Linked DNA regions of Mus musculus: region 2 is linked to region 1. A link is a loop called in an ENCODE intact Hi-C map of the cell type or tissue named here. Cell type or tissue: gastrocnemius. All regions are shown on one strand.

Region 1 (2,500 bases):
TTATTCATGAGATGGTTAGCTAGAACGGAACTCCCTAGTTAGAACCATGACTTGGGTGTGAAAGCCCTCGCCCTAGGAGTGAAAAGTTCTCACACCTGGCTTCTAAGACTATAGCTGACCTTAGATAGGGCTGACTCTGTCTCGGTTATTTTATTGCCCAGTTCCTGCCAGTCTTTGCGTTTTCATTCCTCTGTTCTGTGTAAGAGTCATTAAGCATCCGGTTACCTCATTTGTACCTTGCGGGTATGTCACCCAACTTCCTTATTGTCTTCTGCATAAAAAGTCTGATGTTCGATTTGAAAAATTATATTCAGATTCCACACGAACTCTCCTGTGTGCGTCTGTTTGTCAATCATTCTACGCTTTGTCCACCTGAGACTAGAGACCCGTTCCACGCAGACAAAGGGGCCCAGAGGGTCTGCGGCAGAGTAGGAGAGACTCAACTCAAGAAAGCTGTTCTCTGATCTCTGCATGTTCCCTGGAGCACAGGAATTTCTCTCTCTCTCTCTCTCTCTCTCTCTCTCTCTCTCTCACTCACACACACACAGAGGCACCCACTTACACACACACATGCACACACCCATTCCGTGCACACCCAATAATAAAACATAAAATTAAAAAAGCAGCATAAATTAGGACTAAGCCTCAAACCAAAGAGTGTCTTAACACAGATCTTAGATAAATCATAGTGGATGGTAAAGCCCCAGTTTGAAAATGGAATGTGGTTAAAATATAAAAAAGAGGCATGTGGTAATGAATTGGGGTACTTAAGGTTAATTTCCAATGGCTGTGCATGAAGATGATGTGGGGCTGTATGCACGGAAAATATATTCAGTGATTATGTGCAAAATACGTAACAGAAAGATGCGGCTGGCTTTATAGCTGTCTCCAGAGACTTCTCAGAACTAAGAATTTTCTTTAAAGACAGTCTCACTATGTAGCTGCAAAGGAAGAAGATAAAGCAGGCCAGCTGCAGAGGTGGAATCCGACTCCACCTGCTGGTATGATCTGAAGGCAACCCTAAAATCTCCTTCATTATCATCTGGTCCAGGAATTTCACATTATTAGAACGATTTCTTTGGGCTTCTTTTTTTCTCTCAAAACAACTCTGTACATGTCAAACACAGAAATTAAAGATTAATTAAAGACTTATCAAATTACTGAGTTCATGGCTGTGGTATTTGGTGCAAGTAAATTCTGAGACAGAGAAAGGAGAGAGAAGAGGGGCTAACTTTTACTTTTCAGATGCCAAGCGAAAGTCAAGAGGTCCCTATGGATTCTCTCCAGTGCATTTAAAAAATATTTATTTATTTATTTAATGCATATAAGTACACTGTCGCTGTCTTCAGACACAACAGAACAGGGCATCGGATCTCATTACAGATGGTTGTGAGCCACCATGTGGTTGTTGGGAATTGAACTTAGGACCTCTGGAGGAGCAGCTAGTGATCTTAACCTCTGAGCCATCTGTCCAGCCTGAGTTATGTTTGTATATGTGTGTGTGTATGTACATGTATGTATATATATACATACATACATATACACACATATATACACACACACACACACACACACATATTTAATTTTAGTTCATGAATCCCCAAATTCCTTTCATAGCCACCTGAGGAGATACGGAGGCAAGACCAGGAACTTCACTGGTAAAGAAGATGCACAGGAGAATTCATCAAAGCACCTTCAACAAGGAGGACAAATACAGGTGACAAGGAACAAAACTTGTCTATTTCACAACCCTTCTTTTTTGTTACTTTTGTTTTTAATGGCTGAGGATATATATTTTTTAATTTGGGAAAATTATGAATGGGCAAAAAGAAAGAAAGAAGAACCCATGTGTTAAAAACTAAGACTTCTCACTTAAAGGCAGAAGTCACAGCCAGTGAAGTGACATCAGGCAGTTTCCAAGTTGGCATTCTAAGCTGAGTGGCTGAAATGAGGAGGTCTCTGCATTTTTACTAAAGGTCTCTGCAAATTTTAAAAGAAGACAGTGTTCTTAATTCCTAAAAACTTGCCTTGTGATAAAAGGCTCTGGGTTAAGAAAGGCGAATCAAAACCCATCCCCAAAGAAACAGTCCTACCTGAATCTAGTAATTATGACTCAAAATTCACTCGGTGTTTCTTATCACTATTCAATGGTAATAAAGGGGGACAACAAATCTCTGACTCTATTGTTGACTGACTGTCCTGGCTAGTTTATGCCATCTTGACACAATATAGAATCACCTGCCAGGAAGGGGCCTCAGTTGAGAAAATGCCTCCATAAGATGGGCTGTGGGGGATTTTCTTAATTAGCAGTTGATGTGGGAAGGCTCTGCCCATTGTGGGTGGGGCCGCCCCTGCCCCTGGGCTTGGTCCTAAGTCTATACTTAGGCTGAGCGTGAGGCCAGCCAGTAAGCAGCACTCCTCCGTGACCTCTGCTTCAACGCCTGCCTCCGGGTTTCTGTCCTGACCCTGTTCTGACTTTCTTCACTGAACAGTCATACCG
Region 2 (2,500 bases), 270 kb before region 1:
TTTTGTATTTATCAAATCACGTTATAACACCAAGAGACATTGTTAATTGATTGTGTATTCAGTGAGACAGTCACTGTGTATAAAGAGCTATATGTGCTTCCATATGTATGAATGGATCCTTATCATTTATGACTGGAAAATTAAAACTGTTCAGTTAGCGAATACTTAAATGTGCTGTGTGAATTTCATGTGTGCATGTATGTTTTGAGTTCCTTGGGCATCTAGAGTTGTGCTGTTATAGTTTATGTCTGCTCATTTGACCTTGTGTTTTTTTGTGTGGTTGTTTACGTGTTAGATGCAGTCTGTACTTTCTACACTCTGGAGTGTGGATTACTTAGAAGTGTGACACAACAGCATTGTCCATCAACAAAAGTTCTGATCACAGGATTCTCTTTTTTCTCTCTTTGATTGTTATTAGGCACGGTCTTCTATTCCACAGCCCAGGCTGTCCTGGAACAAGATACTGTAGCTTGAGATGGCCTTGATCCTCCTGTGGGGATTATAGGCAAGTGCTACCACATCTAGCAGGACACCACTGTTCCCAAGAAACAAATACTAGAGACCTAGAGTCGAAAGCTAACCTGTAAACGGGTGTGCTCAGAGCAGGGGGCCTGAGGAATGGCTCCTCTGTTTATAACACACCCAATATAAACCTGGTCATGATGTGAGGAGGGCTACAAAGTTTGTTGCCGTCCCCCAAACACATGTCCTACACATTTAAAAACAAAGCAAAGCAAAGCAAAGCAAACCAAACCAACCAAGAAACATAAAATTGTGTCTTTTAGCTTCATCAAAAAGCAGTTGACTGACTTCTCTGTCAAATGCAAGTTGTGTTAACTCCACCTCCAAAGCCGCTTTTCCAACTCCAAAACAATGAACATAAACATCAGCCCAGAGTAGGAGGGTGAGGGCCTGAGCCTGTTGTGCTGGAAGGGCCCTGGGCTCAGCACCCAGAAGACAGCCCGGCCAGACTTGCATCCCCTCCCCTGGAAGACAGCCCGGCCAGACTTGCTTCCTCTCCCCTCTCTAGAGCTGGGCTTGCTCTCAAGCCTCATGAAACTAGCGATCAAAGCACAGTTTTAGCTCTGAACAGCAGGTGGGGCAAGTAGCACACTACTTTTCAAATGAGCCCTGGGCCCTGGGCCACTGGCAGACAGCAGCAGGGAACGCTCCTTATTGGCTGTGGATCTTAACTATCAGTGTAGTGCTTCCCCAGTCCCGGGCTCTCTGTCCCAGGCCACTGGAGAGATCTGCGAAAGGATGCATCCACACCACTGATCTCTCTGTTGTTTCTCCTCCCTTTGTTTTACAGAGACAATTCTGGTTTTTAAACATTGTCACTGTGCATATTATTTGTTCACAGGCCTATGTTACTTGAAAACCCTTTTTACAAGTATGCAAATGCTGCGCTCCCCCTACCCTCTTCCCACTCTGGTGACTTCCTTTGTTCCTCAGTTTCCCTTCTTTCATACAGGTGCTTTACGCACACATATGTAATTTTATCTCTCTCTCTAGAAACCACAGACAGAGAAAGCACTTTTCTCCTGACTTTGGCTGTATTCGCTCTATCACCCCCAGCCAAGCCCATCTTTCTGCAGATGCTGTGCCTCCATCTTTCTTTAGGATTGAAATAATCCTGTCCAGCATATAGATCGGATTTGCTTTATTCATCCCAGCAGAGGAAACTCTTTAAGTGGTGGAGTGTTTTACTTTTGGGAGATGTGAGACATTTTGCCTTCCTGGTCAACAGCATGCATGCCTGGCCCAAGACTAGTTGACAGCTGGGTGTGCTTAACGTGGCAGTGGGTATTTTACCTTAACGTGACATTTCCAGATGGAAATGTTTCCTGAAACTGGTTTGTCCCGTAAATTTCAGGCCTAGAGTGGTACCACGATGTTAGTACAGTTTTACTTATTAATGTATATTGGGGCTCAACATCAGAGTAGAACATATATCTATAGAATATACCATGTGAAGTATCAGATTTTGGGAGTTATTAATTTTTTTGGGTCTTTAGCATCTTCTGATATATTGATTTTTATTTAGTGTTCGTTCTTACTATCTGGATGGCAGAAATAGAATTTACATAGTTAGTGGCTTTTTTGGTTCCACTTCCATTTCACCCAACTATCATACCTTAAAAACACATTTATTTCGTTATTATTTCTATTTATGTGTATGTGTGTGAGTGCATGTCAAGTGTATGCTGGTGCCCATGGAGGCCAGAAGACGGGATCAGATCCCCTGGGGCTAGAGTTACAGGCAGATGTGATCGGCCTCACTTGTGTGCCAGGAGCCAAACTTAGGTCCTTTGCAAAAAGTATTACATGTTCTTAACCTTCTCAGCTGCTGAGACATCCCTCCAGTCCTACACATGCCTGTAACCCCAGCACTCAGAAAGCTGAGAATCATGAGTTTTTGCTCTGCCAAAACTAGAGCATGAGTGTTGGTAGAACTTAATTTGTCTTAGCTTTCCAGCTCTAGTCTTGTGCTGTTATT

Evidence for each region. Peaks named below come from ENCODE experiments on the same cell type or tissue, not always from the same donor. Only the 100,000 strongest peaks of a DNase experiment are listed, where the experiment ranks them.
Region 2: it touches region 1 in a loop (7-fold over the local background); 31 of 42 quality-filtered maps call a loop at or near these places.

The regions. Positions count from the first base shown.
Region 1 is chr2:112,766,894-112,769,393 of GRCm38, forward strand. All of the region lies in intron 48 of Ryr3 (ryanodine receptor 3), which reads right to left. Among named protein-coding and RNA genes, the nearest start is that of Gm22676, 270 kb to the left of the region's middle. In gastrocnemius, a CTCF peak has its summit at 1,001 (motif pointing left); a DNase peak (open chromatin) is centred at 970.
Region 2 is chr2:112,500,281-112,502,780 of GRCm38, forward strand. All of the region lies in intron 1 of Aven (apoptosis, caspase activation inhibitor), which reads left to right. It overlaps Gm22676 (a small nucleolar RNA gene), which reads left to right and starts at 589; the gene lies at 589-717. It also overlaps a transcript of Chrm5 not described here. In gastrocnemius, a CTCF peak has its summit at 1,097; a DNase peak (open chromatin) is centred at 1,120; H3K27ac peaks cover 1,217 bases.